Regions from separate parts of the Homo sapiens genome. Here all the other regions are linked to region 3. A link is a contact called in ENCODE Hi-C or POLR2A ChIA-PET data. All regions are on one chromosome and are shown on one strand. The core of a region is the stretch at or near the end of the contact, and the rest is flanking DNA. Distances in the headings are between cores, read along the strand shown. Region 1 holds the start of ERGIC2 (ERGIC and golgi 2). Region 2 has its middle 45 kb from the start of FAR2. Region 3 holds the start of IRAG2 (inositol 1,4,5-triphosphate receptor associated 2). Region 4 holds the start of LDHB (lactate dehydrogenase B).

Region 1 (3,346 bases), core at 369-2,868, 4.3 Mb before region 3:
AATTAAGTTCCCTCTTCACTGGGTAGATTAGAAAATGGTGAGTTGTTTTCTAAATAAGAAGGATCAAATTAGTCAGTTTTGCTACACTGGGAAATCCAACTCTCATGGGATAGTTGTTACCCTGAAAGTAGGTTATCCAGGAGATGAGGGATCAGATGTAACTAAGTGAACAACAGCCAGCCTCCATCCAAGCAAGAGCCCATATTCACAAAGAAGGAAGAGTTGCTGATGCCTTTACGGCAAAGATTAAAAAAAGGCATTTTAGATGTATATTAATTTACTTAATCCTCGTAACAACTCTGAGATATTATCATGCCCATTTTACAGATGAGCAAATGGAGACACAAAGAGATGAAATAATGTGGTCAAGGTTACATGCTAGTAAGTTGCTGATCTGGAATTCTAACCCAGGAAGTCCTGTCTCCAGTGTCTATGATTTCACCCACTACACTATACTTCTTAAGCATGTCAAGAAAGTGAGAACTTTAAATTGATTTAATTAGACTAACTCTGAAAGTCTGAAAATAAAATTGATTCATTGGAAACTTTTCATCAGTCCTTATTTTGGGGGATATTCAATTTAGTGAAATTTAGTATTTCAGTAAAGGTTAATTCACTACATAAAACAATGTGATTTTTTTCCTTTGAGGCACAGTTTAGTATTGTGATCAAGATTTCCCTGACTCTCCCAGCGGTCTGAATTTGGGTAAATCACTTCACTACCCCTTGACTCAAATTCCGTATTTATAAAACAGGTAAATACTGGTATTATCTTCTAAGAGTGTTGTGAGGATACGCAGATTTTTTAAAAAAGCAGTTAAAGCCTTTAAACAGTAATTATAAGCAGTTGTCATAATTATGCCGTTGTTAGACTTCTAGGTCAATGAATCAGAAAATTTAAATCTCAATGTTTGATTATAAAATCTGGTAACAGATGGGTGAAAAGGAACCTGGAATGGGTTTACTCTCCAGGAGTTCACATTTAACTTTTCTTTCCGAAGTTCCGTCTATTAACTCCTGTTCTATGAAGTGGTAGAAAAAGATGAGGTATTAATTTTCTTTCTTAACAAATATTTGAAGGCATAGTTGGTGTTGGCGAAGGGAGATGAGGAAGACATATGTGCTTTCTTATGATATTAAAACCTGGAAGACAATAAAAACGCTGATCAAATAATAAAAAGCGTTACCTATGGCGGAAAAGGAAGCTCAAATGTTCTTGTCAGGGGAAAACGACACAAAAACTGAAAGAGGGAAACAAAACAATTGCACAGGTGATATGCATTAGGGTTGTTAGGGATAATTTCTGCGCCCAAGGCTCTTATTAGTAATGAAATACGGTGTGAGGAGCTGAGATTCGTTCTGCAGTCTCAGTGTTAGTCGGAAAGTAACCCCTCCCTTCCCATAGAAACAGAACCGGACTGGCGGCGCGATTACACCTAAAACAAGTTGCAACCTCATTTCCCTGTAGGCACGCCTCTTTTATCTTAACCACGCCTCTTCATTCCCTAAGCACGTCGTAAGCAAAGGGAATATCGCGAGATCTGTACATTGTCTCTTTTCTGACGTTTTCAGCTGTGATAGTCGCTTTTGTTCTCGCGATATTTCCGGGTACGCGGGAGCCCCGGCGACCCGGGCTTCTGTGAAACATGGCGGTAGGCTGGGACCATAACACAAGGTAAAATACTGAAACACCGCTGGGTGCTGTTCCCTCGGTTGTTCCAGGGCTGTTTAGGGCGTAAATGCAATTGAGGGAACTGGGAGCCTGTCATGGGCTTGGCTTCCTGTCTTCATTGATCTCTAGAGAGCCGGTCGGACGGAGAAGCCGCTCCACCTCCCACGGGGGCGTTACTGGCAGGACCCTAGGCAACGATGCTACTGGGAGCTTCCCTTTGCCAGGTCCGGGTGCTTGTGTGCTATCCTGCAACTCGAAGGAGTTCAGGTGCTTCCTCGATCGCACCTGATTCTGACCCTTTGCTTGTCACAGTGCCCGGTTCCCAGGTGGTTTCTCCAGTCCGCAGGCGAGTAGGATCCCAATCGGTCGAGTCCCAGTCCTCCCGGATGTCAGACTCCCTACCCCCATTCAGACAAATGCCACATTCGTGGCAGCACGTTGCCCTCTGTCTCTTTAAGAGTCTTGGCCTTGCCCGGAAGGAGTTTCGCACAGTGCTTCGGAAAATGAGAAGGGGGCGGGGGAGGGCGAGATGCTGAGAGACAGGTTCGACTGTCACTACTTTTCCTCGGCGCAGGAAACCTTCCGAAGGCAACGTGTCAACTCGTGGTGGAGAATAGCCTTGTTTATCTGTAGTATATAGAGTTGACAGGTCATTGTTTGAGAAAACACGTTTAAATAACTTTTATATTTTAGTGCCCCCGAGACTTAAAGACAAAGTGGCATAATAGCTGTTAAAATGTTGCCAGACTGGTTTTCAGAAGCAATGAAAGTTACAGTTAAAAACAGGATTTATTCATTTGAAGTTGTAATTCAGTATTTCAGTTAATTGCCTAGCCTGATACATTGGACTCCAGTATACAGCAATTATAAAGAATGAGCCTGGCTTGTTCACTGAAAAAAGACATGGTTATTTACCTAATTTGTTTGTTGATATCTTTAAGTTGTTGTAATTATGCCAGTTCTAGTGGAAAACATGAGGAAAAAAATTCTGATTTTTTGGGAGGGTGGGGGTTGGCGGTGCAGGGATGGATAGAGAGAGGAGGATTTTTTTTTTTTTTTTAAATGATGGTGAACTTTAGTATACAGTTGCGTGTTATAATGGCTTCCTGGTACAAATCATAAAAATATATCAAGTTTGAAAGATCTCTCAAAGGAAATCAGGCCTAGTCTGGAACAACGAGAGTTAGGGAAACAACAACAACCACCCACACATTTTCTTTCTTTGGGGATTGATGATTTAAGTGAAAGAAATGGCTATTTTTTTTTTCTTTACCAGAAGTTACTTTTAGGCAGTCAGTGCCTGCTAAAAATCCTATTTAATAGTTTCCCAATATTTATTGTAATTCTGCCTCTTAATGTCATAGTGGTCAAATTATTTAACCTCTCTGTGCCTTAGTTCCTTCATCGGCCAAATGAAATAATGATACTTAACTCATAGGAAGGTTGTGAGGATTGAATGTGTTGAAACATACAAAGCATTTAGAACAATACCTGGCACACAGTAAACACTCAATGCATGTTAGCTCTTGTTATTTTTTATTTTCATTTTCTAACATCTGTAGTTACAAATGTTGCCTTGTTACTTAGTCAAAATGTAGACTGAAGAAGATATTGTTTAAAATAATATCTTTCTGAACTCCAGATTGATTAAACACTCTGATTGGTGTGGTTAAT
Region 2 (3,633 bases), core at 1,127-3,626, 4.1 Mb before region 3:
CCCAGCTAATTTTTTATTTTTAGTAGAGACAGAGTTTCACCATGTTGATCAGGCTGGTCTTGAACTCCTGACCTCAGGTGATCTGCCTACCTTGGCCTCCCAAAGTGCTGGGATTACAGGCATGAGCCGCCCCACCAGGCCATAATAGCTAACTCTTAAATGATACTTGCTATGTGCTGCAATATTATAAATGCTTTTCATATATTTGCTCATTTAATTCTCATAACAGTCTTATGAAGGAGGCAATACTACTATCCCCACTTTACAGCTGAAATGATTTTAAAAATTAGCTGGAGAACATTGCATTTAGGAAAAAATAATTCAAAATTGATGGCAGTGGAGAATGGTTGTAGTATCTTAACTTGAAATTATGTTTGTGTATGTGTGTGTGTGTGTGTGAATTTGTGTGTAAATGTGATCAAAACTGCATTTATACACCCATGGTTTTGAAATACTTGATCTCTTGGAAAATGATGTAACAATTTTTCTTATTCCATGAATGAGATATATAGAGGCGTATAATCTAAAAGAGCAGTTCATTTTAAAATCAATATACTCAGAATATACTTAAATACCGGGCTATTAAATTCTTTTTTCCATGGATGTTTCACATCTGGAACTTCCTGTAACAAAATAGAAATGCTTACTAAACAATCTAGCCCTCTTTTGCTTATACATTAGATCTTTGGCATGAGATCAGGGAAGATCTGGGTGTGAGGCTTCAGACTTCAGATCTTGAGGATGGCTGAGATTGTGTGGTCCTATTGCCCTTTCTATTATTTTACACTTTGTGATTTTTCCCCCTCTTGAAGGTTGATTTTTTTTATTTCTTGACAGATAAAGAAGAAGATAAGTAAACACTTCAGTTCTAAGAATTACTTTTATTTAACATAAATCAGGAGTTACTCATGTTAACAAGCTTAGAAGGTTATTTAGCAGGTTCCTTGGCAACAAACCTTTCAATGCATTTTAAAGTAATATCATAAATTCCATACTTGCTTGTTGAATGAATGAATTGAAATTGAAGTCAGGTAGGTTAATGTCAATAGGCATAATTTGGCCTCAACATCTACAAAGAGCTTAAAACAGCAGGGTTTTATTTTAAAAATTGCTTTCCTGTCTTTTAAGTAACCACAACAGTTCTATTATGGGCAGCCTTCTACCTGAGGAAACTGACACACTGAAGCAAGTGACTTAGTGAGACCAAAAAATAAATGAACAGTGTGAGGTCTGCAAAAGGGGAGACAGTGGCATTAGATCACACTTCATTGTAAAAATAATTGGAGGGAGAAATAATTCTGTATCTTACAAGACATGACTGTTTTGTTCTTTACCAGACTACTTCGAATTGAAACAGGAAGCCTGTTGTATTGAGATCTATGTCTTGGCAACTATGAGCAAAGCCATGGGTGTGAAATAAAACATGGGCATTTTCAATTCACATTTTTCTTAAAAAGTCATGATGCAATTGAAGGTTTTTAGTAACACTGATTCACTGCCTCGATCAACATGTTTCCTAACTCCTGGTTCTATTTTGAGACTAGATGGAACATTAATACACTTAACACGATTCTTTTAGGATCTGTCCCACCTACAGCAAACTGTTCAGGAGCTGAAAACACAAAAGAACCTTGGTAATGTCTCAGGAATTGCAGACCTCAAACTAGGCTCAGGTGAGAAGTGGAGCCACTGCGCTTCCCTCTTTCTACTCCTTGGTTTTCTTGGTAGCAAACCAAAAGCACCTAAAGTGATACATGGTAATGGAGAACCATCCAAAGGTAGGGCTAATAACTCGATCATTCTCCTAGCTCTCAGCACTGGCCTTCTTTCTTCATCATCCAAGATCTATACATAGTTAAAAGTGAGTGAGGTCTATCCTGCCTTTGAAGAACCCATAGTCTAGTGGGAGATGCTGACATTAGTATTATTACTGTAATATAGTGTCATAAATAAAATTCTAGGGGATATTCTGCTAGTGCAGAGGGGAAAGCATCAACCAATGAAGTGTAGAGGGCAAGGGAATGTTTGGTAAGAGAAGGATTCTTGGAGACAAATAGGAAATGTTTCCCTGATGGAAAGAGGCTTTGGTGTAGTGTGGGGAAGAACCATGCATGCAGAAAACAATAGCTTGTGTGATTCAGAAACAAGGTAAAAGACTGTGGAGTGTGTGTGAGGAGGCACAAGATGTTCCCTATGGTGACAATGTAAATGTGGGAAGGGGGAACTGAGGGATGTGAAGCAGGGGCCTGCACAGAGAGGCTCTTGGATGCTGTGCTAAGGATCTTAGATCTTATTCTGTAGAACATGGAGAAGCCTCGAAATGTGTGAGGCAGGAAATGACATGAGTAGGTTTCATTTTCGATAAACCGCAGTGGTAGCTGTGCATGGGATAAACTTGAGAGGAACAACCCTGAAAGCAAGAAACCGGTTAGAAATTTGGAGATATTGGTGATAATCACTGAGTTTCAGTTTCAATTTCATAACACTCATAAGAAAATATTGCAATGAGACAGCGTAAGGCATGGGGTTTGAAGCCAGAGGGCCTGGGTTTGAATTTGCCTGTGTTACTCCAGGCAAATCATTAAAGTCCAAGACTCATGTGTAGAGTCTTCCTTCATGTGTAGAATGGGAATAAAAATAAAGCTGTCTTATCAGTTAGTATGAAAATTAACAAGATGATCAATGCAAATTGCATAGCACAGTGCTTGGTATTATATAGCCCTTGATAAATATTAACCACTATCATCACATAATAAACAGCAAAATAAAGAAATGTAGTAAGAAATATCAATGAAATTTCTGAAAAATATAACCACTCATTCCAATCTAATACTGTAAAAAAATGATCGTTTTTATTCCAGCAAGGACTCAGGAAAAAAACCTATCAAAATGAAAACAGCAAAGGGAACTTAGTTGTTTTCTGCAAAAGAAATCCTGCCCTTGTTGACATGTACCCTGGTTTCCAAAATGCAAAGTTGTATAGTTTTCATGACCTTGTGTTAAGTTACACATAGGGAAAATGCAAAGTAGGTATCATTATTTCTGCAGTGTGTTAACTGATGATAAAAAATATTTGATGTAGTCAGTAGCTACAGATCCTATCAGTACTTGAAAGGCTTCACTGCCCAGAGTTGATGAATAAAACCGCAGTTCTTTTTGGCTGGCTTCATAAGATCTCACAGTATCTTTCCTTGACTGGCTGATGACAATGGAATGAAGTACAGGTGTGAGTTTCATTGTATTCAACCTATTTTTAACGTATTTAGTAGTTTTCTTTTTCTATCATTTTGATGTATTTAAATTTTGTAATTTTATTTGTTTGTTTTATATTTAAAAATTGATTTATTTGCAAATGTTTCAAAATATGGGAGTTTAAAACAACATTTAAAAACCCCCTCCACTTTACTACTCTATATTCTTCTACCCAACCTAGTGGTCTGTCCTAACCTTGAAGATGAGACCTGAGCAATTATAGGCTTCTTGATAGAATCAATCCCTTAGTCATTCTAAAGATGACTACGATTACAGGGCAAATTTTACCAGGAAGCACTTCTATTATTATTATGAAGATAACAGTTCTCTTTATCTTTAGCTCATCTGCAGTCTATTTGTAAACTATGCATTTAGCCAAAA
Region 3 (3,429 bases), core at 204-2,703:
ATTCAATAAAGGTTTAAAAATTATGACAATAATATGTTGAATAACCACTGCTATTTTAATGTTTTATTTATTTATTTGTTTGTAATTTTTGTAGAGACAGGGTTTCACCATGTTGTCCAGGCTGGTCTCAAACTCCTGGGCTCAAGCAATCTGCCCACCTCGGCCTCCCAAAATGCTGGGATTACAGGGGTGAGCCACTGTGTCCGGCAAACCATTGCTATTTTAAAACTAGACTATTTCTTAAACTCCTAAATAGCTTTCTCAGATAATAGTAGAAAGGGTACAATAAATCCAAAACAAACACAAGTCTGAAATTTTTCATCTCTAGCCTACCTTAAGCTTATATATTAAATATATAATTATTTATAATTATATAACAATTAACAAATAAACAATGTTTATTTCTCAAACCAAGTAACTTTCTATAAAAAGAATATTTATACTGCTAGAACAAGAAACTGGCTGAACAAAAGCAATTGTCTGATAAATGGCTAAATAAGTAAGGTTTATTTTTACCATATTAGGTTTCTAGAATGAAACAATTTTATAGCTAATCTGACATCTGTAATGTGACAACTGTCTTCTCACATAAATCTCTGGTAACTGTTTATATACTTTTGGGTAATACAGAAAAATGACAAATATTCCAATTTTTAAAATGCAAAATATGTATGTAGATGTATGTAGAGAATGCATTAAAACTTTAAAAGAATTTTCACACATTTGATATTTTGATATACACTGAATTCATAATTATTTTGCCCAACCCCCTAAAATTTCCAAAGAAAATAGACGAGCAAGGCCTTTTCTACCATATGAGAGGAAAAAAACTAGCTAATAAAATCAGAGTATAATATATAACAACTTGCAAGTTCAAATATACCATGCATACTAGATTTTTCTCCTTGTTTACTTTTAGAAATTTTGAGAAGTTTTAATTAATTTTAAAAGAAAAAAACAGCCACAGACAAAACCAGCTTATAATAAAAAGGCAAAAAGGGAAGTTAATGGTTAAACCCATGCATGCACCTAGCCACTCAGCAAACCTCTCTGAAAGCCCCACAATATTGCCTTCTCAAACCATTTCATTGTCATAAACTCAGGAATAATATCCTAGCTGTAATCTAGAAAAATGTCTGTAGTCCTATGCCCCGCCTGAGGGTGGACAAAAACTGGGTCATAAATGAATATTTGCTACTCACTCTTCAGTTTCCTTGTCTTCTGCTGAAGTGCCTGGCAAGTGTTCGATAATTCAGTATTTATAGTTTGAAGGTTCCGTTGTTCCGAAATTGCTTCCTCTAATTTATGCAGTAAAGACGTAGCTTTTTCACTGGCAGTGTGGGCTTCTCGATCTCGATCCTTACCCTGGACATGGATAGTTAGTGCTGGATTGTAGCAGTGTGGCCAGGAAAGAAAGCAATGGAGTGCTCACTCTTATGATGCAGGCAAAACTGAAAATGTGTTTTTCTTCTCAGGGAAGTGATAAGCCTCTCCTGAACTTCTGCAATTCTGTGTTTGCATGGGCTTGGTATGCCTGAGCTATTTCTACAGCGGTTAAAGTCCTGATATGTCAAGTTGCCTCTTTCTGCAGAGTCGCCTCTTTCATCAGCAGGCTGTTGATACCGCCTCTCTTACAACTCCCCCTTTACTTCCTCTGCTCACTGTTAGTCGCTAGGGACTGAACTTGCAGTTCCTCTTTGCTTTTTTTTTTTGTTTGTTGTTGTTGTTCCTCCTCCATTTTTATTTCATGGTTTGCAGGGCATCTGAGGAGATGTCCCCTGAATCTAATGTAGCCATGAGCCACCCTACCTGCTCCTCCACATCCTCCAGCCGTTGGCTGGTTTCTTGGAGCCTCTTCCTAAGGATGCCTTCCTGGTTGACAGCATCTTCCTGTAGTTGTTTAATGGCTTCTAGTTGTTTCTGACTGGAGTTAAAAAAAAAAAAAAAAAAAAAAGTCCAAACCGCAAGCTGTCAGTGACATTTCAACTAAGAGTCACCCTGTGAAATTATGACAAACTCAAACTTAACACCACTTCCTTAGAGATCAGAGGAAAAAGTGAAAGTATTTACATATAAATGCTTCACAAATATAAAATCTTAAGCAAAGCTTATTGGTCGCTTAGCCTGACACCCTCACTTTACAGATAAGGACTTCTAGTTTCATCTTTTACACTGGTGTGTTCAGTTCCCACCAGCTGCATTCATAGCACTTAGCATCAGTTGCCAGTTGCCAGTTACTCAGAAGATGGCTCTACAATGAGGTCAGGGTGACAGGTGCAACATTTACACATCACAGCTAGCTTTTACAGAAAAAGAAAGGAATGGGGTAAAGGTAGGGGGAGGGAAAAGAAAAGGAAAGAGAGCTTTGTTTCATGACCTTAGCCTTTCTCCTTAAGGGTTGTCAATCATAGTATAAACACGTGCCACGAGCACAGGAAGGACCGCCCCCAGGCACAGATGAAAGCTGGCGGTTGATATTTCTACTTTAGTCCTCTTTTTGCTGAAGCTTTTCTCCCCATCACCCTTCCCCACCACAGATCTCATGGTGCCATTACGTTACACCTCATTTGGATCCAATTCTAATCTCTAAAACATGTAAAAATGCACTTACTCTCTGTTAGCAGATGAGATTATTTAATGTGTGTTACATGCCAGTACCTCAATGATTATCTGGAAACAATCTGACTTGAATATGGACCTTAACTCAAAGTGGTGATAAATGTCGGGAGTTGCAAAACAGCAAGGAAGACATTGTCAGCCGTAGGCCTTGTGCATGCCTCTCAAACGTTAACATTTAGTCAGAATGCCACTGCACACTGGCACAAATCCAGCCCTGGTTACACGAAGGACCACATGAGAGGCAAGAATGGTCTCACAGAATGCTTACCATACTGGTAAACAAGCAAACAAAATCCTAAGCAAAAATAAAAACTGCCTACATCACCACACTTTCCACTGAGCGTCCTTCAATAGCTTATCGTTGTCTCTCTCACTCTCTTTTTCTCTCTTTTTCTTTAACTGTGGCAGGAACATTTAACAGGAGATTTACCCACTTAACAAATTTTTAAGTGTACAATACAGTATTATTAACTACAGGCATAATGTTGTACAGCAGATCTCTAGAACATCTTCATCTTGCATAACTGAAACTTTATACCTATTGAGTAGCAACTCCTCATTTCCCCTCCCCTAGCTCCTGGCAACCACTATTCTCTCTCTTTCTATTAGTTTAACTATTTTAGATACCTCAGAGAAGTGGGATCGTGCAGTATTTGTTGTTCTGTGACTCACTTATTTTACTTGGGATAGTGTCCTCCAGGTTTATCTATGTTGTCATATGTGGCAGAATTTCCTTCTTTTTAAAGGTTGGATAATATTCCCTTGTATTTATATACCAAATTTTCTTTATCCAATCATCCGTGGACATTC
Region 4 (3,335 bases), core at 799-3,298, 3.4 Mb after region 3:
TCTAAATTAATTGGTTTAGCCATCATTGCCTGTATTTTTATGCCATAATTCCCCCCTTTCTTGGATTCCTAATTTTGCTTATTTTTCAATATGTTGGCATATAGTTTCCCAATGATTTTTTTCAAAATAGAATGGTATGGGGCATATATTTTCTGGATCATTGTATATATAAAATTGTGTTTTACACATAAAAGATAACTTGCCAGGGTATACAATTCTCAACTATTTGAGAGGGGTAGTATGCTCTCCTGGCATTTAGAGTTACATACTAGAGCATTCACTTTGTTCAATCAGATTAGAACACCTTGTGGCGAGGAATGGAAATGAGGGTAGAGGAGGGAAATAGATACCTCTTTTCATTTTTTCCTACCTCATCTCCAAAGTTACACAGTAATGGGGATGGCAAGAAGAGGAATAAGTGGAAAGATATTTAGAAGTAAAGTCTAAATATCTGACTTGCAAAGTAAGTGAAAAAGAAATCTAGGGTACCTTCTAGATAACTTGCTAGGCTGACTTGGCTATTCTTGCTTCAAACTTGGATTTAGGGTTAATGTAATACTTTTGAGATTATCCTCCAAGCTCTTTTCCTCACCATCACATTTTAATTTGTAATTGGACTGTATCTTCAGTCAAAGTCCCCACTAGCTGAATGATTTATGCTAGGAGAGTTTGAGGCTTATGAATTCTTCTCAACAAACCCTTCTCTTAGTGATTCTTTACTCTGAATTTTTATTGTACTTTAACCAAATTTCTATTGCCACTTATTGTAATTGAAATAGGTTGCCTACTTGTCTGTCTCCAATGGACTAGGAACACCTCAAAGGGCATAATCTTATATTTATGTTTTTTACCAATGCTTGGCACTGAGAATAAACTGAAGCAATAATTATAGAATTAGTGGTCATATACAAGAAATATGCATTTACAAAAAAAAACACTTCACATACAGGAAGTTTGTGAGATGGCTATATTTGAAAGCATTTTAATTATAAGAAAACAGAACTGAAGCCAGACTCTTCAGAATTCCTCCAATTTATCATTCATTCATTTATTCATCAATGCTATATTTAGGTACCAAGCACTGGCTGAGTGTTGAAGACAGAATGAATGACAACATCCAGCTTTGGAGTCGATTAGGGACTAAAAAAGAAAGTGCATCTCACTTAGTGGTCCCACATTTCCCCTAGAGGGCAAAGCCTGACCTTGAGACCAGGTGGAATTGTAGGGGAACTTCAGATGGCAGGGACAAAGCCTCATTGGTCTTGTCAGGCAACGAGTAAGCAATCATTGCGTGTTTGTTGAAACAGGTTGAAAAAAATAGTCATTTTCATCAAATGAACTTTAAAACGGAGATGATCTAAATTCAGATGTATTTTTTTAAGTCCTTTAAAGTTTAACTGAAATGCAACATAGAAATTTATTTCTGGCCGGGCGCGGTGGCTCAGGCCTGTAATCCCAGCACTTTGGGAGGCCGAGGCGGGCGGATCACGAGGTCAGGAGATCGAGACCATCCTGGCTAACACGGTGAAACCCCCCTCTCTACTAAAAATACAAAAAATTAGCCGGGCGAGGTGGCGGGCGCCTGTAGTCCCAGCTACTCGGGAGGCTGAGGCAGGAGAATGTCGTGAGCCCGGGAGGCGGAGCTTGCAGTGAGCCGAGATCGCGCCACTGCACTCCAGCCTGGGCGACAGAGTGAGACTCCGTCTCAAAATAAAAAAAAGAAGGAAAGAAATTTATTTCTATTTGTACTAAATCTAATAGAACAAGAGCGTTAAAGTCCAGAAGAGTCGGGGATGGGCAAGTTTTATAAATAACTTGGCCTCCGCATTGAAGAGCCTGCGAGATGTGAGACCAGCTGAGAGCGGAAGCCTCTGGAAGGAGACCTCCTCATCTGGAGGGTGGGGGAGGGAGTGTGCATACTTGAGCCCTTGTCCTTGAAGGGGATTGAGCGAGCCGAGGGGAGGGGTAGGCGGTACTCGGATTTCCAATCACAATGGAGAAACCTAAGAGGCTGCGGTGGTTGTGGGGCCCCGCCCCCTCCTCCCTCCTTGCAGAGCCGGCGCCGGAGGAGACGCACGCAGCTGACTTTGTCTTCTCCGCACGACTGTTACAGAGGTCTCCAGAGCCTTCTCTCTCCTGGTAGGTTTCGGCTCAGGACCCTGAATCCTGGCCCACAGGCAAGCCTGATGGGACGTGCGGGGTAGTACTTGTATGGGGAGACGCGGGAAGGAGGAAGAAGCACATCTGTCCTCCGCGGCCTTTAGCTCTGAGCATCCGGCCGCGGGCCCTGACTTTGCCGCTCAGTTTGGGGCGCAGGGGGGGCCGTGCCCTGGCGGAGGAGCAGAAGGCAGAGGGTAGCAGCTGCGGCTCAGCGGAGAGACTTGTTGCATTTGCAGCTAAAACCAGGCCCTACTTGTCCTTGGTGGGTTCATGGCGGCCACATCACCCCCACGGCCTGCTGGCGGGAGTCGGGACACGTGCCCGAGTAGCTGGGGGAGGGGGACGGAACCAGGTGGCCTATGAAGGCTGGACGATCTTTACCTCGAATATTTGAATATATTGCCACGGTAATAGAGAAATGCCCTTGCACTCGCTGGGATGAGGAGAAAGGCACCTAGATGACCAGCACGTTTGGCGCTGCACTTATTTTTACCCGGCTCTGACGGTCTTTCCAGGAGCCATGCGCCAGTTCTTTCCTGCAGGGCCTCTTTTCTGGATGCTTAGGGGCTTCGTTTACTTTACCAGCCTTGGGTGCTCCGAGTAAGGAAGTCCTAGACTTGTCCCCACAGACCTTACTCGGGGAGATCTCTAGCTTCTGCATGCCCTCGTGATCTGCTGTTCTTTGCTGCCGGTGCCCTGAGGAAAAGATGGTTTGTGCGCACCGCGAGCAGTACAAGCTGCAGTAAGGGCCTGGGGAATGGGGGGAGGGGAGGAATTCAAAAGCAAAACCTGAATTTTTAAAAGATTACGGTGAGAAAGATTCTGCAAAGAAGATCTTTGTTCCTGAAATTAAGGCGCTCCTTTATTTCTAATGATTTATATCCACAGCAGTGAGGAGACATAAGGGACCAAGACTCAGAGATTTTTACCGTTTGTCGTTCTTGTTCCTTACAGCCTGCACTCTGATGTTGGCACAGGCCTGTATATCATGCAGACCATTTTCTTCTCATTTCTTAAAACTCTTTTTAAGGAAAAATTGAAGAAAAGCACTTTCTCCAGAAATATCTGAAAGAAAATCTGGTTCGAGCCTTTAAATTGTACTTCCTGAAGTTTTCTAAATTAAAAGGTCTATCAGAACAACGAATCTGTATTTATATAGCCACTGTTTCTTCATT

The links. A loop is a pair of places that touch in the nucleus more often than their neighbours do. ChIA-PET counts read pairs that join two places held with the same protein, here RNA polymerase II (POLR2A). Pooled maps may share reads with other maps.
Region 1: a map of CD8-positive, alpha-beta T cell shows a loop between it and region 3 (17-fold over the local background). The contact joins the promoter of ERGIC2 here to the promoter of IRAG2 in region 3. A Hi-C loop is called at or near these places in 2 of 168 maps with a recorded cell type or tissue (CD8-positive, alpha-beta T cell and naive thymus-derived CD4-positive, alpha-beta T cell), 1 of 37 single-sample maps with no recorded cell type and 6 of 50 pooled maps.
Region 2: a loop to region 3 is called in a pooled map, with 12 times the contacts of the local background. The contact joins the enhancer-like site here to the promoter of IRAG2 in region 3. A Hi-C loop is called at or near these places in 6 of 50 pooled maps. POLR2A ChIA-PET finds 5 or more read pairs at or near these places in 2 of 52 experiments (GM12878 and activated CD4-positive, alpha-beta T cell).
Region 4: a map of naive thymus-derived CD4-positive, alpha-beta T cell shows a loop between it and region 3 (9-fold over the local background). The contact joins the promoter of LDHB here to the promoter of IRAG2 in region 3. A Hi-C loop is called at or near these places in 1 of 168 maps with a recorded cell type or tissue (naive thymus-derived CD4-positive, alpha-beta T cell), 1 of 37 single-sample maps with no recorded cell type and 7 of 50 pooled maps. POLR2A ChIA-PET finds 5 or more read pairs at or near these places in 1 of 52 experiments (T-cell).

What each region holds. Positions count from the first base shown.
Region 1 is chr12:29,379,444-29,382,789 of GRCh38, reverse strand. ERGIC2 (ERGIC and golgi 2) reads left to right here and starts at 1,618. Exons shown (of 14, transcript NM_016570.3): 1 at 1,618-1,675. RefSeq lists an enhancer at 1,886-2,055.
Region 2 is chr12:29,102,439-29,106,071 of GRCh38, reverse strand. No RefSeq gene overlaps it. Among named protein-coding and RNA genes, the nearest start is that of FAR2, 45 kb to the left of the region's middle. Within about 2 kb of position 2,376, at least 5 of the 41 ENCODE cell types and tissues checked have a DNase peak (open chromatin) inside an H3K27ac peak, as active enhancers do.
Region 3 is chr12:25,050,730-25,054,158 of GRCh38, reverse strand. It overlaps IRAG2 (inositol 1,4,5-triphosphate receptor associated 2), which reads right to left and starts at 1,453. Exons shown (of 22, transcript NM_001366544.2): 1 at 1,203-1,453. RefSeq lists enhancers at 1,579-1,948, 1,989-2,098.
Region 4 is chr12:21,656,555-21,659,889 of GRCh38, reverse strand. LDHB (lactate dehydrogenase B) reads left to right here and starts at 2,048. Exons shown (of 8, transcript NM_002300.8): 1 at 2,048-2,139. RefSeq lists enhancers at 1,567-1,746, 1,621-2,149, 2,127-2,376, 2,407-2,496.